Linked DNA regions of Homo sapiens: regions 1, 2 and 4 are each linked to region 3. A link is a loop called in an ENCODE intact Hi-C map of the cell type or tissue named here. Cell type or tissue: PC-9. All regions are shown on one strand. Each heading gives the region's core, and the rest is flanking DNA. Links, peaks and the distances in the headings are about the cores only. Region 1 has its middle 19 kb from the start of CRYZL2P-SEC16B. Region 2 overlaps CRYZL2P-SEC16B (CRYZL2P-SEC16B readthrough). Region 3 overlaps RASAL2 (RAS protein activator like 2). Region 4 overlaps RASAL2 (RAS protein activator like 2).

What was found. Hi-C counts contacts between places; a loop is a spot of excess contacts. Peaks named below come from ENCODE experiments on the same cell type or tissue, not always from the same donor. Only the 100,000 strongest peaks of a DNase experiment are listed, where the experiment ranks them.
Region 1: a loop joins it to region 3, with 10 times the contacts of the local background. A loop is called at or near these places in 18 of 110 quality-filtered maps.
Region 2: a loop joins it to region 3, with 6 times the contacts of the local background. A loop is called at or near these places in 40 of 110 quality-filtered maps.
Region 4: a loop joins it to region 3, with 4 times the contacts of the local background. A loop is called at or near these places in 6 of 110 quality-filtered maps.

Annotation. Positions count from the first base shown.
Region 1 is chr1:178,052,767-178,060,249 of GRCh38, reverse strand. No RefSeq gene overlaps it. Among named protein-coding and RNA genes, the nearest start is that of CRYZL2P-SEC16B, 19 kb to the right of the region's middle. In PC-9, for the core only: no CTCF peak of the experiment used is centred there; a DNase peak (open chromatin) is centred at 2,219; H3K4me3 peaks cover 291 bases; H3K27ac peaks cover 1,230 bases.
Region 2 is chr1:177,955,796-177,963,278 of GRCh38, reverse strand. CRYZL2P-SEC16B (CRYZL2P-SEC16B readthrough) reads left to right here. Exons shown (of 32, transcript NM_001356506.2): 12 at 1,545-1,689; 13 at 2,340-2,488; 14 at 2,876-2,937; 15 at 4,304-4,439; 16 at 4,917-5,147. SEC16B (SEC16 homolog B, endoplasmic reticulum export factor) reads left to right here. Exons shown (of 26, transcript NM_033127.4): 6 at 1,545-1,689; 7 at 2,340-2,488; 8 at 2,876-2,937; 9 at 4,304-4,439; 10 at 4,917-5,147. Among named protein-coding and RNA genes, the nearest start is that of SEC16B, 11 kb to the left of the region's middle. RefSeq lists an enhancer at 2,985-3,486. In PC-9, for the core only: CTCF peaks have their summits at 3,162 and 3,364; no DNase peak of the experiment used is centred there.
Region 3 is chr1:178,278,697-178,286,179 of GRCh38, reverse strand. RASAL2 (RAS protein activator like 2) reads right to left here. Exons shown (of 18, transcript NM_170692.4): 2 at 2,489-2,616. Among named protein-coding and RNA genes, the nearest start is that of RASAL2, 190 kb to the right of the region's middle. RefSeq lists an enhancer at 1,427-2,234. In PC-9, for the core only: a CTCF peak has its summit at 3,103 (motif pointing right); a DNase peak (open chromatin) is centred at 3,139; H3K27ac peaks cover 884 bases.
Region 4 is chr1:178,186,414-178,193,896 of GRCh38, reverse strand. The region is part of intron 1 of RASAL2 (RAS protein activator like 2); the gene reads right to left. Among named protein-coding and RNA genes, the nearest start is that of RASAL2, 96 kb to the right of the region's middle. In PC-9, for the core only: a CTCF peak has its summit at 3,914 (motif pointing right); no DNase peak of the experiment used is centred there; H3K27ac peaks cover 694 bases.

The sequences.
Region 1 (7,483 bases), core at 1,642-6,641, 230 kb after region 3:
AAAGAAGAATCTTTTGGGATCTTGGGCAAGTATAATTGTGAAAGCGTCCCACATGATTCTGATCAACACACTTGGATAAGAACCATAGATAAGTTACTTGGATCAAATGCACCCCAAGTGACCCTGGTGCACCCTTCCCTTTCTCCACTGATGCTTTTTCCTTCCTCTCGGTTGCTCAGGCCAAAAGCTTTGCAGTTGTCCTTGATTTAACTCTTATTCTCGCATTCCACATCTAATCTATCAGCAAATCTTGCTGGCTCTACTTTCAAAATATATCCTGAAAAAAATATATATGTTTATATACCTAGGATTAATCACTTTTGCTGATACACTATCCCAGTCTATTTTCTACAAGGCAGCCAGTATGGTTCTGTAAAAATTTAAATGAGATCCCTTCATTGCTTTGCTCAAAAAATCTCCCATGATTCCCTCTTTTGCTCAGAGTCAAAGGCAAAGTCCTTACCATGGCACACGGGGCTCTGCTGAGCTGGAGTCTGTCACCTCTCTCCACTCTCCTCCTATGCTCTCCTACTCCAACCATAGCAGCCTCCTTGTTGCTCTAAGCACATTTTCATCTCAAGTCCTCTGCATTGGCTCTTCTCTCGTTTGGAAAAGTTTCTTCTCCACAGATGTCTACATGGCGAACTCCATCACTTCACTCATTCATTCGTTCGTTCGTTTATTAGAAACAGGCTCTTGCTATGTTACCCAGACTGGTCTTGAACTCCCGGCCTCAAGTGATCCTCCCACTTCTGTCTCCTGAGTTGCTGCAATTACAGGTGCAAGCCACTGCACCCAGCTTTCCATCACTTCCATCAAGTCTTTTTCAACTGTCACCTCAATGACCACCTCATGGTTACCCTGACCACCCTAACTGAATTGCAACCTGCCTCCTTCACCACAACTCTCCCAATTGCCCTTATTTTGATCTATGTTTCCCCCGAAAGCACTTGTCAGCTTGTAATATATTATATAACCTACTTATTTTTCTTTATTTTATCTTCCTCAGCTAGACTGTAAGCCCCACAAGGGCAGGAATCTGTGTTTGTTTCATCCACGAATATATCTGAAGCACCCAGAACACTACCTAGCATGTGGTCAGTGCTCAATAAATATTTGTAGTATTTGATACATAAAGATTTTTAAATCCAGAGAGAGCAAACCAGATAAGTGACACACCTTACAGAATGCTGCCTCAACATGTTTGCTCCTAATTGGGTTTGCTACTATGGGGACAATCATAGCTTATATATTTTAAGACCTTTGTGGTGCTGTATCTTACAAATGCCATAAAATATGCTACTCCTGTTTTGGAAGTCAAGAACTGAGAGTTGTTGAACTACTTCTACACGCACAGCCCACAGCTAAATCTATATAGTTGCTGGAAATTTCACTTTAGCAGCACCCCTGCATGTTTGGGGTGAAATAGAATAAGGCATTAGTCCTGTGACCTCCAGTCTGTGCCAGGTCAGTGGGAGTTAAAAGCCAAATTGTTGGAGTGTCCTTTTCTGAAGTGAGTTAGTACCGGAAACTCAAATGCCAAAAAAGAGAGAGAGAAAGAGAGAGGGAGGGAGGGAGAGATTATACTTCACGTATCTATTTTTATGTTATTGGGCTTCATCACAATCTCCCCCTAAAACGGTTGACCCAGCAGGACAGAGAGATCTCAGCAGCCCTCACTTACCCCTGGTGAAAACCACCATCTCGGAAAGCCCTCCGCCTTCCCCCCCTCACAGGACAATGCTCTTAATTAGCTTCACCATATTTCCCAGAGAACAAAAGCTCCCCACCCCTTACAGGAAAAGCTTTTGCAGGAGATATCTCACTGGGGAAGCGCCAGGCGCACAACAGGGAGAGGAGAACATACAGGCTGTTCTGAGCTCTGCAAAGAGACACAAACTCTGGATTCTCTAGGGAGTCTCAGAGGTTAGCCCAGCACATTTTTTCTCCACGTGACAAGCACGTGCTTCATATACCCTGAGGTGGCCAACTTCAGAGGGCCCCTTTCCTCCTCTCTCTCCTTCAGTCACTAGCTGGGGGGCTGGGGTTAGAAACCTTGGGGGTGGCAAAATAAGCTGGAATAATCTTTAGAATTGAGTATCTGAGAAGCAGTAGGAGAGGAACAGGGAGTTTATTTCAGGTGACAGACACAGAGCAGGCCCCTATTTTTTTTTTCCTGAGACTAATAATATTTCTGGAATGAGGATGCTTGAATCATATGTCGCTTCATACCACTGTGTGGGAAGTCTCAGTTATGAGCCCAACAATCAAAGACATGGTGGTGCTTTGAAGACTTGGTGGGGGGCCTTGCAAAGGCGTCTAGAAGCATGCTGGGGGGAGGCATGTGGGGGGGGCAATGTGATTGCAAGCAAAAAGGGCAATTAAGGAAGAAAAAGACTGCCTCACCTTGGCCTGTTTGGGGCCAAAGAAGATGGGGCTGAAAAATCTTCTCTCAACAGTTTTGTTCCTCCCATTAAACGTGTTTTTTGAAAAACAGAGGAAAAAAAATCTTGCTTAAATGCCTCTTCCTGAGTAAGTTCACTGTCAGGAAAGGAAAATCCAAACGCTCGAATATTCTATTTTTGTGTCCAGAGGCTCCAGCCCCTGCACACAGACTCTTCCTCACTCTGAAGGAAAGGAAACTGGGCGGGAGACCTCCCTGTCACAGAGGCCGGAATTGAGGAACCTGTGTCCCTCCAAGGCCTGTTCTCCATACATTCGGCTTCCATTTTAGGAAATGAGGATATAGTGCAGGCTGCTTTGGGATTGGCCTGAGGGTGGAGTTAGTGGTTTAAAAAAAAAAGTGCTCCTTTGACTATTCTCCAGGCAAGCAGCAAGCGCGGAACTAGACTTTAATTAAATTGGGAGGTTTAAACGGCTGCATTAGTATTACACTTCCTCTGGTCATTAAAGTTTACTGCCATCACCTGCTTCTCAGCTAACATGTAGATAAGGACGAGAGGCCTGATTAAGAGTTTTACATTTTGATGTGTGAGCAAAGTGAAAGCTGTAAGTCAGTCATAGCAGTAATAAAACAGCAGTTACCTAGGAAGATAAAGCCCCTCTTCGTACGTTCCACATTAATTTTGTACACTGATCCATACATTTGTCTGTAGTTTCCCCCTCTGCATTGCCTTTATTTAATTAATTTTTTAAATGGACACATAATAATTGTGTATGTTTATAGGATACATAGGAATGCTGCAATACATATAATGTATAGTGATCAGATCAGGATAATTAGCATCTCCATCATCTCAAATATTTATCACTTCTTTGTGTTGGGAACATTCAATAGGCACTGCCTTTAAATGATGGTAAGTGCTAAGGGTGTCCAACCTGGGAACTGGGGTTTGGACCACCACTCTTCCTCTCAATCCAGTGTGGCTCTTCCTCCTTCTGCACTTTACTAGAGATGGCCCTTTTCAAGGACTGTAAGGGACACAGAGAAGGGCAGTCCAGCTTGTGATAGTCACATTTTTAAGCTATTCCTGTTTCCTCTGCCATCCAGCATGGGAAGCAGACCTTAAAAACAGACCTCAGTTTGAAAGGATTTCAAGGGAAGCTGGTAAATGGAGATGGAGGAAGGAAACCGGAAAGGTCCAGTTAAAGAGAGACTGATTCCTATGGCTTTGCTTGTTTATTACTACTCCAAGGTAGCACTGACCCTGGCATAGACAGGTCCTCCTAAAATGCAGATCTTATTAGGGAACCACCATTCCCCTGCTCTTAACCCTTCAGTGGTTCCCCAGTGACCGGAGGATGATGTCTAGGTAGCCCAGTTATGATTTACAAGACTCTTCATGAGCTGGCCCCAGTCTACCGCGAGCTCTCCATGCTGTTCAGCACACCCCCACTACCACGGGGCCAGCCCTACTGCCTTTCTTTCAGTTCCTCAAATATACTGTTTCTTCTCTCCCCCAGCCTTCAAACATGCTCTTTCTCCCTCTGCTCCTAACTCATCCTTCCTTTCATTGGACATTTCTACCCCAGGGAAGCCTTCTGTTACCACCCTGGCTCTGGATTAGGCTTCTCTCCTGTGAACACCCACAAACCTCCTGCTTTACCTACCACGTAACACACTGCTCTGGAATCATTGTGCTTGCTGGCCTGTCTCTCCAACTGAACTGTAAACACATGAGGGCAGCACTAAGCGTTTGCCTTGTCCAGTGTTGTACTCCCAGTAGCTGGCACACAGTAGTGCTCTGCAAGTATTTGTTGAATAAATGGCTACTGTGCAATATGACAATTGAAAGCCCAGTGGTACTTCCCAGATTTACATTCGACATGTTTATTTTAGTTAAGTCACTGCTAAGACACAGGAAGGGCCCTGAATTAGACATGTGTTGTAATTAGGCTGCCCTGACCTCCTCTTCTCCCTTTCACTTTATTCCAAGGCCCTCTCTCATCCCACCTTTTCCACGATGCCTTCTCAGGAATCCTGGTTTGCAGTCATCCGAGTCAGCTTAGGGGCCACTCCCTGTGTGTACATTTACTGGCAAACGTCTGCGTCAGATTTTGTAATTTAAAAAAAATTTTTTTTACTGTTCATTTGAAAATTACTATTAATTATAATTGCTTTTAAATGATTTTACAATTTTGTCTTATCTTTTCCAGGTTTTTCTTGATAGTAGGAAGGATGTTTTCTTTTATTAATCCTGTTGATACCTAATGCTTTTGCAGTACACAATTTGTGTTTAATGAATACACACGAGATAACTTAAACTCTAATTTTTCTTTAGAAATTGAATTTATTATAGTGCCATTGTGGAAATGAATACTAGATCTGTTTGGTGATGTGGCAACTGCACTAAGTTTCTTAAAGGAAACTGTGGTTCCAGGATGGGCTTGGAAGCTGTAGCCCAGAACTATGTGGGCACCGCATCCCTGGTGGGTTGGCAGGAACAGGAAGCCCGCAGCCAGAAAAAACATTGTTCCATGGTGCCCTCTAGTGAGCCAAGGCGCCACCAGGTCAGAAGTCAGGGCCAGAGGCCCTCCAACCTCGGCAGGAAGCAGGATCATCCGGGGAGCCTGACAAAACTGTAGATGTCAGTGCTCCTTCCCAGAATGCCAAGCCAGCAGGGAGATCAAGCCCTTCAATCAGCATCTTCAGGGATCTGATGCACACAGTCCTCAGATCACACTTTGTGAAGTACTGACTAGGTGATGCTCATCAGAAAAAAACTCTCCAGATACATAATCTGAGAACACCCACGCCCATTCTTCTGCTCCTAGGGATGGATCACTGACTTCTTGCTTACTACTCAAGGATGGATTTGGATGAGAAAGACAGAGAGAGGAGAGAGAGAGAGAGGGAAGAAACAGTGTCTACATCTCTGGTATGAATCCAGTACACACAAGAATATTGAGCAGCAAAAAATGGATGGAAACACTGAGCGAATGTTTTAGGGAGGATTGTGTCACCCTCTTTTGATACCTATCTCCAATCCAATAAAGCACTAATGAAGAGCGCTACTTTCCTCATTTTGTACCCTTCCTGGCAACAAGGGTGGGGAGGTGCCTGGCTTTTATCAAGCAAACCATCCACGGCCACCACTATGTCAGACTTTTAAAGTATATCATCTCTAGAAGTCCCTGGAATCATAGAGAGTGAGGCATTCTTTGTACCATACAGAGGGAAGGATTGCTGGACAACTGGTTCAAGCATAGGCAACAGAGAGAATTCACTTTCATGTGTCTGTATTTATGTTCTGTTAACAAACTCACTGTAAAGATAAATACGGTAACAACTGCATCACTTTCTCATTCATAAAAAGGGCCAATTCATGACCAGAAACCCAATAGACAGTGCTCATCAATGACAAAAAAAAAAAAACCACTTCAAATCCCCACCAGTACTTTTCTTCCTTCCTCTTGAAAATTTTATTATTATTATTATTATTATTTATTTATTTATTTATTTTTGAGACAGAGTCTCGCTCTGTTGCCCAGGCTGGAGTGCAGCAGCACAATCTCAGCTCACTGAAGCCTCTACCTCCCGGGTTCAAGCGATTCTTGTGCCTTAGCCTCTTGAGTAGCTGGGATTACAGGCATGTACCATCACATCCACCTAATTTTTGTATTTTTAGTAGAGATGGGGTTTCACCATGTTGGTCAGGCTGCTCTCTAACTTCTGGCCTCAGGTGATCTGCCCGCCTCGGCCTCCCAAAGTCCTGGGATTGCAGGGGTAAGCCATCACGCCCGGCCTCCCTCTTGATAATTTTAAATGAAGGCTGCCGCTTTACTAAGGGGCTGTTCACAAACTAAAATGTTTGTTGAACCTTGCGAGGTGATAAATTACTCTGATGTGAAGTCTACTACTCAAGTGTAAGTCTTTTATGTACTTGTTCATGTGTTAATTTTACCTAATGAATTCATTTAAACGGCAAAACTACATTTATTGAATGTCTACTATATGTCTGGACACTGTGTTGGGCTCAAGAAGTATAAAGGAGCACTGGGTAAGGCTGACTGCCTATACAGGGGTCAGCGTCTAGAGGGGACATTATCTGATGCAGTGTGATGGGTACTCTACCAGAAATATGAACCCAGGGCTAGGATAGCACAGGACAATTATTACCTCTCTCCATGGGAACCAGCTGAATAGAGAAATGCTATCACAGACACACTCTAATATTCTAATACTTGATGAACGTTGGAATTTTCATGGGGATTAGTTAAGACCACATCATTAATTTTCAAATGTTTTAAGACAAAAGAGTTATCAAATCTCTGTTCTCACACATAATGTTTTTTTAATCTCCTCCATTCCCCGTGACTGTAGCTTTTTTTTTTTTTTTTTTTTTTTTTGTGGTTTGAAACAAACTATGAGGTGCTGGGCTGATGCCATCTGATTTCAGTCTTGCTTATTTGCTTGTCCGGAAAACTTTAAGCATAGACTCACAGAGCCCTTAATGAGAATGCTCATTAAAAAGCCGTCTGAAATGGTGAAACAAATTACATGCACAACACAGCCCACTCTTTTCCTCTTCATTTCCTTCTTTCCCTCCCAGCCTGCAGCATTATAAACGACAAGGTGAAGTGAATCATCAGGTCAAAAAAAGGCACTGCCGAATGGGTCTATCCGTACCTCGTCGCTTTGATGACATTTCTCTTGCTTCACTGCAGCACTAAAATGTTGCCCAAACAGCAGGAGGGCCCTGCACAAGTAATGATGGCCTTGGTTAAAGCCTTTGATTGTGTGTATTTGGGTGGAACTTTAACTTGTAATTGCCGAATGCACACACTGTCTGATTTCAGAGCCTCTCCCTGGAAGGCTTGTTTATTCCTGGTAAAGGCAAAATTTCCTTCTTTCCAGGTGTATCTTTGACCACTTTATGAAGGTTTCTTCAGGAGTATTACTTCAGGATGGTAGAGATCATATTCAGGGCAGGCCTGGCTACAAGGCATCTTATTAAAACACTCTCCACCCCTGGGTCTGTGAGGAAACCTGAGGGAAATCGGGAGTTTCAGGAGCTAGGAC
Region 2 (7,483 bases), core at 1,460-6,459, 320 kb after region 3:
CCCTTATTAGGTTTGTATGAGGTCAATTTCTTTTGTATACTTAGTGCTTAATAGAGTAGGGCACATATTATTATGACTAATAGTAACAATACAATGACAGCAGCCACATACATATGTACAGCACCTTACACTGTACAAAGAGCTTTACTTTTTATTTTATTTTATTTTTTTGAGACAGAGTCTCACTGTGTTGCCCAGGCTGGAGTGCTGTGGCACAATCTCGGCTCACTGCAACCTCCGCCTCCCTGGTTCAAGTGATCCTCCTGCCTCGGCCTTCCTAGTAGCTGGGACTACAGGTGTGCACCACCATGCCCAGCTAATTTTTGTATTTTTTAGTAGAGATGGGGTTTCACCATGTTGGCCAGGCTGGTCTGGAAATCCTTACCTCAGGTGATCCTCCTGCGTCGGCCTCCCAAAGTGCTGGGATTACAGGTGTGAGCCACTGCGCTTGGCCCAAAGAGCTTTTGAATCCATTATTTTACTTGTATGCACACAAGATGTAAATTCAATGAATTTCTTTATTTATTTATTTAGAGACAGAGTGTTGCTCTGTCACCCAGGCTGGAGTGTAACAGCATGATCATAGCTCACTGCAGCCTTGAACTCCTGGGCTCAGGTGATCCTTCCACCTCAGCCTCCCAAGTAGCTGGGGCTATAGTTGTGCACCACCATGCCCAGCTAAATTTTTTTATGTTTTGTTTTTTTGTAGAGATGGGGTCTTGCTATGTTGCAATTTGGGGTCTCAAATTCGTGGGCTCAAGTGATCCTCCTGCTTTGGCCTCCCAAAGTGCTGGGATTACAGGTGAGAGCCATCATACCTGGCCCCATGAATTTCTTTACACCTGCATCCAAGGGGAAAGCACAGTACCTGGAGCATAATAGGTGCTCATTAAACAGTCAATGAAGGAGGGCCAGGCATGGTGGCTCACGCCTGTAATCCCAGCACTTTGGGAGGCTGAGGTGGGCAGATCATAATGTCAAGAGATTGAGACCATCCTGGCCAACATGGTGAAACCCCATCTCTACTAAAAATACAAAAATCAGCTGGGCGTGGTGGCGTGCCTGTAGTCCTAGCTACTTGGGAGGCTGAGGCAGAAGAATCGCTTGAACCCAGGAGGTGGAGGTTGCAGTGAGCCGAGATCATGCCACTGCACTCCAGCCTGGTGACAGAGTGAGACTCTGTCTCAAAAAAGAAAATTGTTTATGAATGAATACATGAATTGCTTGAAGTATATAGGGCAGATATGATTATATCACAGATGAAAGCACTGAGCTCAGAGAGCCTAAGTCACGTGTCCAGGGGCACAGCAGCTGAGTATAAGGCAAAGCTGAGATTTCAATTCAAGGGCCCCTGACCCCAAGGCCTGCACTCTTTCCATTGGGTCATAATATATCCTTTGGCAAATGCCTATCAACTTGATTATCTCTTTTTATCCTTTCAACACATCCACTTTCACCGTATGTATTTTGTTTCTTTGAAGGAACGCTTGAGAAGACCAGCTCTCTGAAACTTCTTCCTGTGTGTTTTTGTTTTTAACTTTCAGCCATCATTGGCTAGTGAGTCCAACCTTCTCCAGCAGCGTGAGTCTGGTCTCAGCTCCAGCAGCTATGAGCTCAGTCAGTACATCAGAGATGCCCCGGAGCGGGATGATCCCCCAGCTTCAGCAGCTTGGAGTCCAGTTCAGGCTGGTGGGTTCTAAAATGATCAGAAGAGTTGATTGAATCTGATGTGGAAGGGCTGGGTGGCAAGTCTCTGGGAAAGTCAGCCTTACGATGGATCATTGTCCACCTCATTTGCTTATGTAGGTCACCTGGGCAGAGAGGTCAACTTTGGTTCCATTTTCTCTCTTTTTGCTTGTAATAGTAATTGCATCATAGCTGATTCCTGGAAGGGAACACTGCCCCTATCCATTATCAAGTTGGGAAAGGAGGCACTCAGTGGTGCTTTTAAGAAAGGGAAGACCAGAGAGAATTAGGAAAAGCAAAAGCAAGATGCAAAGCTTCATTGCTTTGTCTGGATGTAGGAACTTTGTCATGAGTATAGAGGCCATGAAAGCCAGAGACTCCTTGGCCTCTCAGCATCACTGAGAGTCTGGGCTGAGAGCATTATCATTTGGACTGAATCATCAAGCCCACGCATTGTATTCTGACACCTTCTCAGAGGCTTAAATCTGACTGGAGCAGGGAACATGGGCTTCTTCTAATTACACAACCCACCCAGAATCTTATTTTGGTTCAGGCAGAATTTGGGCAGAAATACATCTGTGGCATATTCCTAAACTAAAGAAAAGTGATGGAAGTAACGCTAACAATGTCCATCTGTGTCTGTTGGTCAGAAGATGTCTCCTCAGCTGGTCCCAAAGCACCCATGAAGTTCTACATCCCTCATGTTCCTGTGAGTTTCGGGCCAGGAGGTCAGCTGGTGCATGTAGGTCCCAGCTCTCCCACTGACGGGCAAGCAGCCCTTGTTGAACTGCACAGCATGGAGGTAAAGAAGACCCAGTGTCCCTGGAATGCTGGCACACTGCTTACCCAACTACTCCTAACATGCTTACCTTGCTTTCCTGTGCCTGAGCCGGGGCATCTCCAGGAATGGGATGCTCTTGCGGGAAACTGGGCCATGTACCCCCTGGATTAGGAGGGTGCAGGAATGGGTGGGGCTCTTCTCTGAAAGAATTGATGCTACAGTTGTGTTTTTCCTGAGATGTCAATGTCTCATCTTTAGCAACAAAATTCACTTTTTTCTTTCTGCTTTCTCCACAAGGCCTTGAGCCATATCCTAGCCCCACGGCCTTGGGGTCTGACACTAGACTTGACTGAAAGGGGCCTAGGGTGGCCACAGTCTTAAACACAAAATCTGATTGTTTTATTCCAGGTTATTCTTAATGATTCCGAAGAGCAAGAGGAGATGAGAAGTTTCTCAGGACCCTTGATTAGGTATAGTGCTGTAAGAGCTGCTGAGTAAGGGCTTTTGAAACCTAGAAAATCTTCCTGCCCAGATCAGCATTTTGGAGATTTGTTCTTGGTTTCCTTGGAAAAAAATATCTGTCCTTGTTGGAGTGGAATTCTCTGTGCTGCAAGATAGAACCAGATGTGGCCTGAGTCATTTTGACAAGCCATTCAATAGTTGAAGGACAGAAAGAAAAATTAGCATGACAGTTTAGAAATCTAAAACCAGTTCCATTATGCAGAGGCTGCATGGTTGGAAGTTTTAGCATTCCGTGTGCTTGATAGATGTTAGTAGAAAAGTGGAGCATCGCCTGGGAAGTCACTGACAAGTGGATCATAGCAGAAACAATTCTTGTAACAGTGGCTTTTTCCTGGAGAGGTAAATAAGATCGGCAGTGTTCAAGTTACAGAACAGTGTGCAAGTGAGCCCTCTGCAGTACTGAACTAGGACTGCTTTTAAATGTCTAGTTATATTTCTGATAAATGTAACTCAGGGCATCTTTGTTGAGGAGAGAGTCCTTGCTGGATGACAGCCCACGTGGGTCTCAGGCTCAGGCGTCTTACTGACTAGGAATACCATGGTGGACAGGTCAGTTAGCCCTCTCTGAACCTTAGTTTTCCCCTTGAGAAATGGTATAACACCTGCTCTCCCTACCCGAGGCTTGTCTATGAGTCTCAAGTCAGATTATGCACATGGAAAGTATCATCACTACTATATAAATGTATTCCTCAAATGGCATTTGACGGTTCCCTCAAGTAAAAATGAGTGTTATCTCTTTCTTACAAACAGGTATACAGATATGGGGCAAAAAAGCGAGTTGGGTATTCAAACACTGGGGTACTAAGCCTAACTTGGCTTTGATGTTATTGGATAATCTTGAGCAAATCATAATGCCAATCATATTGATCACTTAATATATGCCACACAATTTTCTAATTCCTTTTTGTATGGAGGTAGGTCCTTTTACTGTCCCTATTTTAGGGGACAAAGCTGAGGCTCAGAGGAGGTAAGAAACTTGTCTAAACAGAGAAGTGGCAGAGCCAGATTTAGATCCAGGGTTGTCTGACTCCAAAGTCTGCTTTTACTTGCTTTCCTGTGCAGTGACTTCAGGTCTCTGAGCCTCTGTTTCTTCATCTATAAAGGGGGTGCATGAGAGAATCTCTGAAATTTCTTCTTGTTCTATAAGAAAATAACTATCCTATAGCTATAGACTCATTACCTTAGCCCTGGCTTGTCAGATTTCTATCTCAATCACAGCCCAGCCAGCACTTGCACACTTAGGAGGAGCCTGGGGTCCGAAACAGGGAAGTGTCTGCCTGCTCACTCTTTGCTCCCTAAATTTTTTCCATGTAGGGAAGATGTACATAAGGTGGATATTATGACGTTTTGCCAGCAGAAAGCAGCTCAGAGCTGCAAATCTGAGACACTGGGGAGCAGAGACTCAGCTCTACTGTGGCAGCTCTTGGTTCTCCTTTGTCGCCAGAATGGGGTAAGTTCTGTTCTGGTGGGAGAGCAGGTGCAGGCTGAAATTTAAGTCTTCATGGGATAGATAAGATTATGTTTATGACATGATTATGAAAAGCAATATTAAAGAAGCCACAAATTGCCCCAAGGGAAAAAATTGCTCAAATGTCAATGCGAGTTTGCTAACGCAGATCTTCCCTGATGATCTTCTTCCTTGGTCTGGGAAAATTGTACAGTTTCTGGGTTATTGCACCAGCCAGATAATATACCTGTGAAATTGTGAATGTTTCTGGTAAGCTTTATGGCTCCTGACAGGCAGAAAATAACCATGATAGTGATGCTGAAGTCTGAAATATAGCAATCTAACAAAGGACTGCCTTATGTTTGCATAATTGGCTTCCATGTGAAGAAGGCAGGCTCCCTGGTGCCTTCCTTCTCCAGCTGGGGCTGCCAGCCTGAGGACTCATAGGATTCTCCCCAGATGATCCTCTTTGCCTTACAGTCCATGGTGGGGTCTGACATCGCTGAGCTGCTAATGCAAGACTGCAAGAAGCTGGAGAAGTACAAGCGGCAGCCCCCTGTGGCCAACCTCATCAACCTGACCGATGAGGACTGGCCAGTGCTGAGCTCTGGGACCCCGAACCTGCTCACGGGAGAGATCCCCCCCAGTGTGGAGACACCTGCGCAGATCGTGGAGAAATTCACTAGGCTGCTCTACTATGGAAGGAAGAAGGCAAGTATGCCCTTCCCCCATACTTATTTTGAAAAAGCAATCACCATCCCTCTCCACCACTCACCGCTGCTCAAATTATGTGAATAGTATATACTCATTTCAGGGAGGATGCAAGAAGTTCGGAAAGACAGAACAAAGAAAATGAAAACACCCATAGTTCTACCACTAAAAGACAATGAACTATTAAATGAAATAAGCCAGGTACAGAAAAACAAACATCACATGTTCTCACTTATTTGTGGGATCTAAAAATCAAAACAATTGAACTCATGGAGATAGACAGTAGAAGGATGGTTATCAGAGGCTGGGAAGGGCAGTAGGGGAGGGTGGGAGGGAGGGTGGGTGGGTTAATGGGTGCAAAAAAAAGTTAGAATGAATAAGACTTAGTATTTGATAGCACAAAAGGGGAACTATAGTCCATAATAGCTTAATTGTACATTTAAAGATAACTAAAAGAGTATAATTGGGTTGTTTGTAACACAAAGGATAAAGGCTTGAGGGGATGGATGCCCCATTTATCAGGATGTGATTATTATACATTGCATGCCTGTACCAAAATATCTCATATTTTTTACTCCATAAATATATATACCTACTATGTACTCATACAAATTAAAAATAAAAAAGATAATACCTGTTAACATTTTGATACATTTACTTCCAGCATTTTCCCATGCATATATATTAAAAAGAAAATAAAATTGCATATACAGTTGTTTATTTCTCTTTTTAAACTTAAGATGATATGGTAAAATACCCTCATGGCATTATATATACCCCAATAGCGCCATTTAAAAAATAGTTATACAATATTCCATCATATTAATGTATCATATTTTATTTATCTATTCTACTATTATTGAATATTTAGACTATTTATAATTTTGTCAACCACTATAAATTATACCATTTACACATCTTGTTACATAAGTCTTTGCCTGATCTTTTAAATTTTTTAGGGCAGATTCCTAGAAGTGGAATTATTGGGTATATAAAGGGCATGCACTTTTAAAAGGTTCTTTATATATACACCAAATTAATTTCCAGGAAGTTTGTTTACAAATACTCCTGCTGCTATATCTAAGGCTTCCTATCAATATTGAATATAGATGCTCCATGACTTACAATGTTTACATCCCAATAAACCCATCATTAAATAGAAAATATCATAAGTTAAAAATGCATTTGATACACCTAACCCGACATCATAACTTAGCCTAGCCTACCTCAAATGTGCTCAGAATGTTTACCATAACCCACAAAATCATCTAAGCCAGAGTCTGTTTTATAATAAGGTGCTAAATATCTCATATAATTTATTGAATATGCTACTGAAAGTGAAAAACAGAATGGTTGTATGGGCACTTGAATTACAGTTTCTACCGAATGTGTATTGATTTCACAGCATTGTAAAGTCAAAAACTCATAAAGCAGGGACTGTCTGTACTTTAAACAGATGAAGATTGATTTCTAGCTTAATTTTGAAGTTGAGATTATGCTTTACAAAATTCATAAAAATTTAAGTATTTGGATAGATAATTAAAATCAATTTGAATCAATTTAATTCAAAAATTAAAATATAAAAAAGATATACTTGGGAAATGATGCTCCCACCCCCTAGTCACCCAGTTTTCCTCTCAGAAATATCCAGAGAAATTTTATGCATATATTGTTATTTTCTCTTTTCTAAAAAATAGCATGCTGTATACCATTTCTGTACCTTCCCTTTTTGATTTTACAAAATACCTCAGAAAACACTCTATATTAGAGTTGCCGAACTTTTTCTATAATTGGACAGATGTAAAAAATGTAAAATGTAAACATTTTACATTTTGCAAGCCATGGGGTCTCTATTACAACTACTCAGGTCTGCCCTTATAGTGTGAAAGCAGCCACAGAAAATATGTAAATGAATGGAGGTGGCCGTGTTTCAGTAAACTTCATTTTGGATATAGAAATTTGAGTTACCATATAATTATAATGCATAATGAAATTAAAAAAAAATTTTTTCCAATCACTTAAAAAGGTAATAACTATTCTGAGGCTATGGCCAGTACCAAAATAGGCAGTGTGCTGGATTTGGCCTTTAGGCCATATTTTGCTGACCTCTGCTCTATAGCCTATATAAATGCCTTTCTCATTATTTCTTATGTTGGCATAGTTTTCTACTGATAAATTATAATTAATTTAACTAAACCCCCTATAGCTTGACATTAAGAGTACTTCCAATCTTTTGCAATTACAATGTTGCAATGAATAATCACTGTCATTTTGCCCACTGTGAGAGAATATATGTAAGATAAATTTCCAGAGGCAGAAGTGTTGGGTCAAAGGAT
Region 3 (7,483 bases), core at 854-5,853:
GATGATGAACCTGGAATTGCAGTGGACACAGTGAAAGGGTTTCAAGAGGTGGAGAAGGACAAGTGGAAGACAGTGTCAGAAAAGAGAATACACAGAGCCATAGGGAGAGTACATACAGCGTGGTGGATGAGGGTTACCCAGGTGTTTAGGGTTACTCATGATGACTGGTATAAAAAGGGATAAAGGACATAAGATGTTGTTTTAGAAAATTATTTATCATGGACAGTTATATTATGAGACAAAAGGTGGCCCAAGCGCAGGTAACTCAATTGACTAATTTGCACCTTGGTTCTGGAAAAGGCATGCTTCCTGACTTTCTGCTATCTATACTTAAAGCTATTTCATCTCTTACAGTACTAAATTGAATAAAATGTAGGTAAGGGCAAAAAGATGGCAAATGATTTGTTTATATTACTCCTTACTAATAGCTCTGAGAAAAGACTGCTGACAGTACATTTGGTTAAAATGAAGATTTTGAATAGTTTGGATAATTAGAAATGTTCTATACTAATATTCACTTTACCAATTTTTATTATCTACTTAATATAAACACAGCAACATACACAACTTGTTCTAGAAAAGTCTGGCCTTTATTCAGTTATTTTAATAAAATTAAATTTAAGAATATTAAAATGCTGGAAAAGGGTTACAGGTAGGGAGATGATAACAAAAGTAAAAGATATTTTCAATGGCAAGAGAAAAAGAATGAGCAAGTTCTTCATGGAGGCATATTAACAAGCCTCTTGGAAGTAGCAATGCCGGCCGGGCGCGGTGGCTCATGCCTGTAATCCCAGCACTTTGGGAGGCCGAGGCGGGTGGATCATGAGGTCAGGAGATCGAGACCATCCTGGCTAACAAGGTGAAACCCCGTCTCTACTAAAAATACAAAAAATTAGCCGGGCGCGGTGGCGGGCGCCTGTAGTCCCAGCTACTCGGGAGGCTGAGGCAGGAGAATGGCGTGAACCCGGGAAGCGGAGCTTGCAGTGAGCCGAGATTGTGCCACTGCAGTCCACAGTCCGGCCTGGGTGACAGAGCGAGACTCCGTCTCAAAAAAAAAAAAAAAAAAAAAAAAAAAAGAAAGTAGCAATGCCTATTAAAATACAAGAAGAAACTGGAATTGTTTTATTGGTAGTATTGTTACCACATTAAAAAATGCTGAGAAAGAGAAGGGATAGGTAAGAGAAGGAACAGGGAAGGAAGGAGGAGCAAGAGAAGAGAAAGGGGAGGTAGGGATCCACAGAGGAGAATTAAGAAATGTGTTTCCTGTTGCTTCTTTTGAACTCACCTTTCTGGAAGGTGACTTACTGAATGGATATTCTACCTACATCTTTCTAGTTATTTATATAGTTTTGGCAATTAATCTTTCTCCTTCATTGAATCATATCTTCTCCTTCCCTTTCATTATTCCTCTTCTTTGTCAATATTATATTCACTTATTTTTTTATATGGTGGAAATTGGGAATTATGATGATTTTACAGAGTAGTTTTATCATACCAGATCAGAATATCAATTACCTGATTAATCACCAATAAGCAAATAAATGAGATAGCTGTGGAAGGATTTGTAAACTGTAACAGTTTGAGGAATAAAATAGTAATAGCATGTGATAAGTTTAAGAGTTTTTTAATTTAGAAGAACAGAAAGTACACCTAGAACTAGATGCCTGTCCTGGTTACATTCTGTCTACCTCGCCAGATCTATTCTACTCTCTGCCCTTCTTGACCTTGTTACATGTTTCAGGAAGCTGACCTCTACAGAATACATCAAAAAGCAATCTTTTTCTGCCTTCGAGTTAGATTTGGCCAGTAGGTGACACTGGCAAGAAATCAGAAGGCAGAAGAAAAGAGTTGGAGTGTTTATTCTGTCTTACTTCCTCCCTGCTGGCCATTTTTGTTTGGTATAGAGACTGTGTTCTTTTGTGCATAACCACAGCAACTGTCAAGCAGCATTCTCATGCAGCTACAGTTCTCTAGGTTCCAGAAACATCACTTTCTTCCCTTGCCTTGGAAGCCCAGGGTGATAACTGCTTTCTGCGACTGCTAGCTCGTGGGTGCTTCCTCATCCTTAGTTAGGTCCTTTATGCTGCCCACACATCTGCAAATAGTCCCTCCAATAAACCTCTTTCAATTAATCCAATTAATGACATTTGTTTTTGCTAGGAAGTACTGATGTAATTCCCAATGGCCCCTCGAGATCATTTGCAGGGCCAGGCCTATATAATCCAACCCCTTCCCATTCCAAACTCCTCAGTTTAACTCAGTATCTCTTCCATTGTTTCTTAGTGAAAATCCAGCCCTATCTTGTGAAACCCACTCCTTCATGAAGATAACATATCTTTATGACATTAGCAGCCTTTTAGACTTACCTATATCTTCATCAAGCCTTTATTTTTATAATCCAACTTTTCAAAATGCAAACAAAAACTAGGTAATTTCAGGAATTTACTCAGAAAAGGAAACTAACTTTCCTGAATAATATCCATCTCACCTCCTTCTCCTTGTTGAGCAATACCAACTGGCTGTCTGTGAGGATGCAATACTTCCGCTCCCACGTTGTTGTCTCGGTGTAGGGTGACTGACCACAAGACAGACGGTGGGTGGGTGGTCCTTTCACATCTGCATGAGAAAAGGGAAAAACAAAAGTGACAAATCATTATCTTGCTTAGTAAACCAGTATTTCAAATGTAAAATTCTTCCAAATCAAATAAAGAGGTGAGCCTAAACACGAATCTCAATGGTAAATTTAAAGCTTCCTCTTAAGAAAATGAAAACTATTATATACAGAATAAGGAAAAAATAGCCCTATGACCTTCAGAGAAGAGGGCTGAAACACTCTGGGAAGAACTGTTAGTGCAAACTTTACATAGTAATTACCACTGTATATAAACTATAATAATGAGAGGTTGCTTCAGAGCTTAACCAGTATCGTTTAAAATACAGAAGCAGAGTGACTCAGACACCTTCCCTAGTCTTTAGGAGAAAGATGATGTTACATGTACACTTTGAGAACACTGTTAACCCAGAACTCTGAGAGTAAATGTATCAGCAGACTAGGCCTTCCAAATGGCTTTACACTCACAGGAATTGACAATGTTTAAACAACAGCATCGTATTACCACTAGAGGCCAGCAAGATCTTAAAAACATGGAAAATAATTTTCTTAAGAAAATATCTAAATATATTACCATGATGTTTCTTAAAGGTGGAGGTACCCGATATTAAAGCAAAATGTCTCAGCAATTCCCAACTGTCTCATTTCCTTATAAAATACCAAGTGGTTACTAACATCTCTGTCATTTTCAATTTTTTTGATATAAAATGTTTACTCATTTGGGCTGCTGGAACTGGGCACATATTTTAATTTATAAGTACACATTAGCTCCATTAAGTAAAGCTTTTATGACAGTTCGATATATATTAAAAGTTCTTCAGGCATGAGGAACTAATTCTTCTCAGGAATATACTATAGAGACTACTTAACATGCATTATCATTACTTAGTTATTATGCTAAAGTAAAAACTCAAATTGAAAAGATTAGAAAACCAATACCCATGAGGGCAGGGGAGTTGTAAATCATAAAAAAGTACATTATATCTATTATATGAGTATTTTTCATTATCACTGCTTTCTGTAAAATTTTTGTCTTTTGTCACAGGATGATAGGTATATTACTGGCACTGGCTTGACTTCAAGGAAAGGCAAATAATTTCCTAGGTGTCTTACATTATAATTAACCAAATATGCATAATTATAGCTGGAGTTCTGTAGAACGTTAGCAACAAGTCAGTTGCTATATGTCTCTCTTCATAGAACTACGTAGGTCTCTGTTTATAAATCCCTTTATGTGTTCAATATTGTCTTCATTGTTTCTTCTGGTTTAACTTCCTGTCCTCTCTAAGGCTATCTAAACTGCGCTGCATGTTTGGGGGTTTATCAACTCCCCCCAAAGATAATTCAAGGTCCAAGAACCAACAGTGTTATTAGGGCTTGGTTAGACATGTTACTAATTCTTAGAAGTTCACTGTTTTGTCTTTTCTTCCCTTATTTTCTGTTTGTATCTCCTCCGCACTATGCACAGCATTACATGCTACATCTGTAGCATCTCCAATCTACACCAACCCTCTCTCCCCTACCCTCAACCCTCCCCTTGTAGTCTAAGCATCTTAAATTATTTTATGTTAGAACTGCATCTTTAGTTCTTCCAAAGTTTTCTTCTGACTTCAAAATCTCAAAATTATCACAAAAAAGCTCTAATGAAACTGACTCTTAATCCTTTTGTACATATATAGGATATTCTTGCCTACATTTAAAAGCCATGTCAAAACCAATTTTCTTCACATGATTTGGACAAAAATATGGGTTACAATTTTACCACACGTAGGCCTATTTTTAGAGTCAAATACCAAGACGACTTCAACAGAAAAAGATGCATCTACTTTATGTAGAAATATGAATAGTTTTGTGGTCTAAACAATTAGAAACTTTGACAAAATTAGACAATTTATGGTCATTCAAATAACTAGCTTTATTATATAAGTTAGCCATGGGTGACCTAAACTGCGTACTGTAAGCTTTACTGTAAATTAACTTTAGCAAGAAAACACTGATAAACCCTGTCCATAAAAATTTTAATACAGGATATTGATTAATAGCACAACCCAGGTTTCCTGACAAAATATAAATCTGTATCAACACTGAATTTAAGAAAATCTAAATTCTCTTTTCTGTGAGATCCTAATAAATTCTCTTAAAGCCTCACTGTCTAATATTCTCCCTTTGTCCAACCTAATCCTTTTCCTAATTTCTTCATGGTATTGTGAAAACAAGACAATGTCTCAAAAAAACATTCTGGAACCCCGAACCATCCCCCTCTAGTGCTAAAGATAAGAAGAAATAGAGAACAATGAAATAGAGAGCAATGCTTCTATATTAAAAAAAAATTATGTCTGTCTAAACAGAGGGATTTATTAGCCATCCTATAGATTTTACAGCTTCTTTTTCTAATGCCCATTTTTGGTCATTTTATGAGAATGTATACCAAGGGGGGAAAAAAAACAAGAAAAAAAGTGATAGTTTCTGTTCTTTTTAGCACTTCTCTATTATCTAAAAGGCATTTTAAGTAATAAAATTATGTTTTTTAAAATAACCTATATTTAACTTATATAGGTTATGTTATATCATGTTCTCATTTCCAGGGCTAAATGAAGGTTTAAAAGCAAGTAAGCAAGGCCTGTATACTGAGACTATACACGTTACCAGGACAAGCTCAGATTTTTGTCCCATTTCACCTTGCCAATCCTATCTTATTTTTTGCTCTAGTGACTTACTTTTAATTTCTGACTTCCAATTATTTTTAGTATCTAAAATTCACTAGAGAAAAGAATAACTAACTTAGAATCACACAGAAGAATCTTAATAGCAAAACTGAAAACAATTTTGGATTTGCTCTGTCCATTCCTAGGAGGATACTAAGGACAATGAATGCTGGCCTCATTACAAAAATTAAATTTTAGAAACATTAAAAAGAATCAGAGGTAAGTCAATGGATCTCTTTGTAAATACTTCTTTAAAACTGTATTATTCTGTAGACCAGCAATTCTCCACTTTCTTGACTGCAGGACTCCTTTAGGCTTTAAAATTACTGAGGACTTCAGTATATGGGTTATATCAATATGGGTTTATATGGGTTATATCAATATTTACCATGTTAGAAATTAAAACTGAGAAATTTAAAAAATATGAATTCATTTAACAATAACACTCCTACTGCATGTTAACATAGGTAACACATTTTTAATGAAATGTAACTGTTTTCAAAAAAAATTAAAAGAGCGACTCTTTTATATTTTTGCAAATCTCTTTAAAGTCTGGCTGAATAGAAGACAGCAAGGTTTTTATATCTGTTTCTACATTCAATCTATTGCTTTGTGTTCTTCTGGTTGATATACACAAAGAAAATCTGGACTCACAAATATGTAGTTGGAAAAGGAAAGAGTGGTTTAATAATATTTTCAAATAACTATGAATATTCTTCGTTAATACTATACCAAACCTGACAAGCAGTTGCTTTTCAAAAGTTAGTATACAATGTGTAATCTGAAACCAAATCAATGAACTTTTCGTATTCTGTTACATCAAAAACCACTGGTCCACCTTGTCCTTTGAGTGCATCTTTCACCCCATGTATGTGAGTTTATAAACATCATGCACCGATCAGTTAAAAAATATTGGTTCATTCAGATTTGCAGATATTCCAAATATTGACACCTTTCATTATATAATATCAAAAAAGTCACATTCATCAATCTTCAGAAAAGTTTTGATCTCATCAGAAAAGACTTCAAGTACTACTGGGAAGCTGCCAAGCTCAAAGTTGCAGATGCAAATTTTCTAACATTCTAATTTTTGCTTTTAGTCTTAAATTTTATCATTAGCAATAAATACTCTTGGTTGTTTCCCTGAAGTGATAAGTTTATGTCTTCCTTTTTTCAGAAAATGTCTGCCATATAACCAAGACTGAATAACCATAATTAGTCTTATAGTTCTACTATAAAAAATAGTTTTAAACTATCAGATCGGGGGGGTCCTGGAGATCTAGCATTCCACAGACCACATGCTAAAAACCACTGCTTAGAAAACAGAAAGTCAATGAGGTATTCTAAGAAAATATGGCAATACTAGTTTGTAACAAGATGAAGAAAGTGGGGGAAAGACCAGAGGTCTTAACAATGTATGGGAGACTGATGTAATGGCCTGGTTTAGGGATGGTCAGGGTCTGAAACAGATCAGTTATAGTGAAAATGGTAACAAACAGACCATGTGAGCCAGATTTTGAAATAGGAATCAACAGGACAGGTAACTTTCTAGTTGTTTGTGGTGGATGAATAACACAAAAGAGATGAGAGAATAAAAGAGTCACTAATAAAAATACAAATTGATAAAAGTTAATAAAGCAGGTTATGTAACTATAATATATAACAGGAAGTCCAATATAGATGGTTTTCAAAAAAGGAAGAAAGATAACCTAAAAGGGAAGCTTATTTGAAGTATTCAATGCAATCTATTATTTCCAAATAATTTCAAAACAGCATTCAAAATACTAAGTCATTTGGCCTGCCACTAAGTCTAAAAAGCAAACTTTGGGCTCCTTCAAATGCTAATATAAATTCAGTAACTGCAAATGCTAATATAAATTTAGAAACTACTTGGCAAGGAAACAACAACAATAACAATAGATCTCTCATGTGTTAACCCTTCCTTGTAATGGGAGAAAGGAGCATCATAGCATGATATATTACTTGACAAAAATGACAAACTGAATGATATGATAGAGCTGGAAATTTCAGTATAGGAACACACACACAGACACACTCCAACTTTTTTCTTAGAGGATAAGCAACTTATCTCTTCCATACTTAGGAAAAGTGCCTCAAAAATTTTATAGCAGGAGAGTAATTAAAGGGATCTGATAGAAAGCAGAAA
Region 4 (7,483 bases), core at 1,673-6,672, 93 kb after region 3:
ACAAAAAAGTCTAGTTGGTATCTACAAAATACACCATGTGCATTTGTAATAGCTAGCTATTTCATACATTATAGTGTCAACATTTTAAAATTAAATGTTTTATATTCACCAAAAAAAATTCTTTGTGTCAAGTACTCGTGGTAAATTATGTTTAAGTTTCATGTATTATGAGGCAATCTAAGTGTTTAGGTACAAGGAAAAAAGGAATAACTCCGTTCCAAACAGGACATTTAAATCTAGGTAGGGAAATAATATATCAACTACCTGTGCTAGCTGCTAAGAAAGAACAGGGTGAAGGAGGGAAAGAAAGAAAAGGAAGGGAAAGAAAAGAAAAAACTTTTTTTTAAAGAAAGTTTAAAGAATTTCCAAATAGAATTAAGTTTTACAAAGCGTCATGTCATAAAATCATGTCCTCAGTTTTTCAAAAGTGCTGATTTAATTTTTATTATTTTCAATATAAAAATTCATTATATTATGAACAAAAGTAATTTATTTTACTGTTGCAAGGCTTTCCCAACAAATAATTTTCCAATCAGAAAAAGGAGGGTTGGGGCAGAAAAGACAGTTTGTTATTTATTGTGGTCTTTAACATTCAATAACCTGACTTGCGTTTATCCTATGAACCATATTTAAAGAGCATTATGCTGCTAGGAGATAGAGATAAAATACACCAGAAGATTATCAGTCAATGTTTGTGAAGGAAAATCAACAGATGTAATTGTCACATGAATCCACACTGATTTATTTGTCATGGCAGAAAAACCTGAAAATTTTGGGATGAGTTCCCTCAAACGTGATCTAGATTTAAATATATTTTTTTCGCTGCTTCCTGTTTCGCTATGTAAAAATTTGACCCTACTAAGAGCCTTTGTTTTTTTAAAAAAATAATTTCCCTGATTCTCTAATTGTGACTCAGTCTGGCTGTCTCTATCTGCCTTCTGCCAGGGATCGGCTTCTCTGTGGGAACTGGAAATGTGCACATACCCAAGAAGTAATGCAAGATATCTCACTTTCCCCAGGGGCAGTGCCAACAACCTAGGACTTCAGACTTCTGTACTTCCTTCCCCTAAACCAGTGCCTTGGAGACAGAATGCAAAGGAAATAGCTGGCCAGACTCAGAGGAGGAAGTACTGAAAGAAATATATTCATTTGCCTACTTAGATACAGATCAAAAACTGAAGAAGACTGTAGGTTGCTAAATTGCTTACCATCTTCTTCCCTTTTAGACTCGTTTCTACCTTTAGAAGCTAAATGTGTCCATTTATTGAGAAGTTGATGAAGCTAGTTCAACATCACATGTATGTGTGTGTGTATATACACACATACACTAATGGTTTGTTTAAAGAAAATAAATCTACTTCACATTTATATAGATGTGTCATCTAAAACAGCTGTCCTAAGCATATCCATAGACTGCCTCAGAAGAAACACAGATTTGAAAAGCATTCTGTATTTGAACACTTTTAATTTTAAAATAATTTATTCATATTTTTAAAAGTTCTTCGTTCATGTGCTATTGCACTTCTACCTAATGCATTTTTTTGTCTTTTAGTTAATTTCATGCATTTCTCTTTGTACTCTCCAAGGTGCCTAACAGAGTAGATAATAGACTGTCATCAAATATTTACTGAAATAAAAGTAGTATAACAAGATACCAAATATTAACAGTTGGAGGGACAGGGAAAAGAAAAAAGATAGCACAGAGTACCACGAAACTCTGGGGGCATTAATTTTCAACTCCCTTTCCCATCCCCACCTCCGACCCCCTCACTGTTAAAAATTATTTAAATCAGCATTGCTAGCAAGTTCTCTTAAGGGGTCTTGAGTTTTTATTTAGGTCCATATGCTCCTTCACCTCCACAGTCTGTGTTATACAGTTATGAAATGTATGCATGTGTTCAGGTGTCTATCAAGGGTTATTTTTATAATAATTAGATTCACATAAGTCTTTTGAGACTGAGAAACTGTCTTTTCTTTCTGCAAAATGAAGTTTTCCTTTATCCAGTGTGTGTTGTTATTAAAGCCTCAGGATTTTGCTACAATTCATTCGTTTTTTATTTCATTCATTAAATAAACATTTACTTATTGTCTGTGTGCCACAAACCTTTCTAGGTCTTAAGGACTATTTTTACATTTTCTTTAAATGAAATAAATGAATTGATATCACAGTTGCTATACTAGAGGCCCTTTGGGGATACAGCAAGATTATAGGCTAGGAATTACCCAAGTCAGCTTGGGAAAGTCAAGGAAAGCTTTGAAGACAAGACAGCATTTGAAAGTAAGCAGAAATCTGTACTGAACAAAAGCTAACGTGTAAACGGCAGAGAAAGAAATTTTATTTCATATAATTTCTACTGAAATTCGTGCAACCCAAAGTTTGGTTCACAGGCTTCTGATGATCCACAAACTGTTACCAGGCTATGTCAAGATGGATATAATAATAGAGGATAAGTATTTAGAAACCTTCATTGCAATTTGACAGTAATATTATGTCTGTTGAATCTAAATTTTAAAATTATGGCTTGTTTTTGTATGTGTTTTTTTTTCATTTATCTATTCATTTATATTATATTTAACAAAATTATTGGCTCACAACATACTGAAATTTTTTAAAAGCACATACAGTTTGAGAAGTGCTATTATTAACTGCGTCTAATTCTGCCTGTAACTCTAAAGTTGTTCCCACTTTTAAGCTCCTTTTGAGTTCTAGAGTGTATGCTAAGAGGTTTTTCCACTGACTTCAGGAAGAACCTTCTATCATTTGGATGATTTTAATTAAGGATCATGCTAACAATTCAGCTAGGCTGACCGAAAGCATCCTAAGTATCTCTCAGTGGAGTGAACAGTAGCTGTTTCACATTCTGTGGCACATATTATCAAAAGAAAAAGCAATTAGATGGTGATAGAATACTATTCTATTTAATTCTCCTAATACCTGAAGCCATTAATCCTTACTATTCTTCTGAGAGACAAGCCTTACATCTCTTTGGCATCATCTTTATTTAAAGAACTCAAGTGAATTGTTATAAAAATAAGAGTTTAATTCACATACAAATTCAACTAAGGACAGGTCTTCACCACCTAAAAACCTATGCTCTAAAATGGACAACTCACAGTGACTGTTTATTCCGGCTACATATAGGGGATTTTTTTTTTTTTTAACTATGAAATTACAACAAAGTTTAATATGCATAAGATCACGCATATGAGAAGCATACCAATTTGGAAATTAAACCCTCAAGTCAGAATCTTTCACAAAAATCATTAGATCACGGACTCCTTGTTCTTTACTTTGCACGTAGTTTATTCTAGCTAGATAGATTCCTTCCTGTCAATCTTATCAGTAGCAGCTTTCTTTTTAGATTTCAATGAATCAGTACACCAATGCAGTTCATAAAGCATCAAAAGATTTGATAGGAATTACAAAACAAAAATTAGAACTTAATGAACATATTCAGTTAATCTTAGAAGTGTAAAACCACAAACAAATATTTTAGATACCACTCTGTGTGTAAGGCCTTACACATTTTGTTACCTCTTTTCCTCTAACTGTTCAGAGTATTCTTTTGGTTTTATAAAATTAAGTACCTTCAGTTCTCTTGTGCCTATTTTTGAGATATTGGAAAATATAGACATATACGTAAGAAAACCAAGTAGTCAGCCAACAGCAAGATGAAAAAGAAAATAAACAGGCTAGACTCACTTCTTTGCGATCCCTCCTTCAAGGAAAAAGAAATACACAGTATATACCTGTGTTTCTCAAACTCATTTTAGACCAGATAATTCTTTCTGCGGAAGGTGGGGTAGGGGGCTGAAGGAAAGCTGTCCTGTGAACTCAAGGATGTTTATTTAGCAGCATCCCTGGCATCCACCCACTAGATGTCAGTAGCACACCCTTGCCCCCTTGACATGACACTACTCAGCATGCCCCCAGTTGAGAACCACTGGTTCACAGCACAAAGCAGTAGTTTCAACTTTGTTTTCCCAACATGTACCATCAGTTTACAAAAACAATTGGACATGCATCTCTATCCAGGTGTATTTATAAATTACATTCGTGGACTGCTGTAAATATACATTGCAAAAGATAGAAACATAAATTTAAACACAATGAGAAAAAAACACATAAATAGATGTGCTAATAATTTTATCCTGAACCCCAGAGGATTATCTTTGTACTCCCAGGGATGTATACACCATACTTTTGAGACAACTGGTATAGATTATTTTCAGATTTGATTATCTTATTGGCTCATTTACTGTTTTTTACAGTGAGACTGCGAGGTCATTGGGTTGTGTAGAACATATTCGTGCCATTTATAAACTAGATATAATCACTCCAATATACAATGTAACAGAAATGCTGTGGCCTTTACTGAAAAGTGAAATAACTCTAAAGCTTCCAGAAAAATGTATTCGTTAAATTTTTGGTTCTACAGAAAAGTATACTCATAAGACCAATGACTCAGGATGAATTCTCTGGTTTACTTTGGTCTTTCTTTCTCCTGTATCTGGTACTTGTATTCAAGGATAGACAGATGTCAGCATTTCTACCACACAGTCCTACAACCCTATTTACAAATGGACCCCACTAATGTAGCAAGAATTGGTTATTATATCCTCACATGACAATCAATTTTTATTTAACAAAATTTGTGGAATACATACCAAGGAATATAAGAACTGTAATTATGCTATTGCTGAAGGTCTCTTATTTTATGCCATAATGATTAGCCATAAAATAGTAGTTTGGGAGAATATTATCAGTCATTCATGTAGTAACTCATGGTTGATAATGATGCAGCTGGTATCAATGTCATCACTCCAGATTTACACAGGTAACATAAATCAACATTTGAAGCGAACCACAATAATTGCTATGGTTATTTGCCTTTATCTTGAATGCTTCTAACTACCATATGGGTCTCAATTTTATAACTGGCACCAGTAAATATGGCTCTATATTAAGTGAACTCAGTGGTCCCATCAGAGAAACAGTATTCATAGCTTTTTAGAGGGTATAAAATTTAGAAATTAGGTACTTTTAGTGACTCCTGTGGTTCATCACCCTCAAGCAAAACAATTTAAGCTAGTATACAGATATCTGTAAATAATGAAGAGTATCATTTGCCTTCTAAATAGTAACACTCATTCAATAAATGTTGAATTAGGATCACAGAATGTAAGCTTAAGAATCATAGAATCCGAATGTAAGTTGAAGAATTTTACTACTTCTAAGTTTTATTTGAACATGCTTTTGAGAGGAAATACTTTAAATAATCTGCAAAGTAAAATTCCTTTAGTGGCAGACTTTTTGGTGATGTAATTAATATCGTACTAAAAATGAAACTGCCATCATCCATTTCCTATTATGACCAAGTGACCGATACTGAACTTGCCCTCCTATAAACACCTAGAAAACCAGACAAAATATATGAAACAACTTTTTTTCAGATGCTAGACAACAGAGCACAGGACTGTGATCCCTAAGAAAAGGAAAACCTATCAATAAATCCTATAATAATCCCAGATTTTAAGCAGGAGTCATGTTTTGAAAACTGGTACAAGGAGAGGGAACATAGGCAGAATACAATGGCCTCAATGAATTTGAGGAAACAGAAATGGGAGTTTAGGGAGACTGAGACTGGTAGAATTTTCAGGGTAGAATACCAAAGAAAAGGGAGTTACAAAGAGAAAATGATCCAGAAATGTACAGAAATCCCCTTGAGTTATTGGTTGAATATTAAAGTGTATGTAAGTAGGATTAAACTTCATGACTGAAGGCAAAGAAAACTGCTAGGGAGATATAAGCTGAAAAGTTCCATAACTTACTCAGGGCTGGAGGTCATTTGGGATCCTTCAAGTCAAAGAGGAAGAGACTTTGTTGAATACCCAGAGCATTGTATAGCTATCTTCCAAAGGGTTACACATTGGTATTAATAGTAAGAGTAAATTAGTCCTAGAAAAAAAAGCATACTTTGGGGCCAGGTGCTGTGGCTCACACCTGTAATTCTAGTGCTTTGAGAGGCCAAGATGGAAGAACTCCTTGAGGACAGGAGTTCAAGGTTACAGTGAAGCTATGACTGTACTTCTGCAGAGTGAGACTCTGTCTCTTAGAAAAAGAAAAGTAAAAAGGGTACTTCAGATCCACCCTAATAAAGCTTTCAATCAAGCCTCAAAACTAGCAAGCTGATTCTCAAGAAGTTTAAACCCAGTCATAATTAAAGAAAGACAACAAAAATCAAACCATCAAAAATGTAAAAATTGTTTCCCAAGTAACAGTTTTTCCGGTTGTGGTTCACCTTTTGTGAACTTTTTTTCAGATACTAGACAACAGAGAGCACAGGACTGGTTCACCTTTTGTGAACTTCAACCAGAAAAAAGAAAATCAGTCAGTAGGTACAATACCTACTGAAATGACAGACATGATAGAATTAGGAAAGACTATAAAACAGCTATTATAAACATATTCAATGTGCTAACAAGGAGAGAAGTGAAAGATATTTTTTAAAGGACCAAATAGAAGTTCTAGAATTAAAAAATACAGTATCTAACATGAAAAATTTACTTGATGAATAGAACAGTAGATTAAATACCACAAAGAAAATATCAGTGAACAATAAGATATGGCAATCTAAAATACACCAATTGAAAAACAGAGTGGGGGAAAAAGGGCTGAAAACAGTGGCCAGTGGCCTATGGAGGTTATCAAGGAATCCCTGGTGAAAAAAATAGAAAGGGAGGAGAAACAAATATAGTTGAAGAAATAAGCCGGGTGCAGTGGATCACACCTATAATCCCAGCACTTTGGGAGGCCGAGGCAGGAGGATTGCTTTAGGCCAGGAGTTCGAGACCAACCTGGGCAACACAGAGACCCTTCTCTCCACAAAAAATAAAAATGAACAATTGGTAAGGCATGGTGGCACATGCTTGTAGTCCTAACTACTCAGAAAGTTGAGGCGGGAGGATCACTAGAGCCCAGGAGTTGGAGGCTGAAGTGAGCTATGATTGTACCACTGTCATCTAGCATGGGCAACACAGAGAGACCCTGCCTGCCCAACCCCCCAAAAAAAGAAAGAAAAAAGAAAAAGGAAGAAAGAAGGCTGAAATGTTTTTGAAATTTGAACTAAAAATCCATAAAACCAACAACAAATCCCATGCAGGATAAAACCAAGAAAACCACACCAAGACACATAATAATTAAATTACTGAAAACTGGTTATATAGAAACAAAATAATAATAACAGCCAGAGGAGGGTAAGTATTACATGCAGGGGAACAAATAGGAGAATGACTGCTGACTACTACTCATCGGAAAGAATCAAGCCTCAAGATGATGGAACAAGACTTTAAATGTACAGAAAGAAAAGAAATGAAATTCTATAATTAGTAAAACATACCATACCCTTCAAAAATGAAGGCAAAATACTTTTTTAAAAAGCTGAGTGAATTCACTTCCAACAGACCTTATTTAAGCCTAATG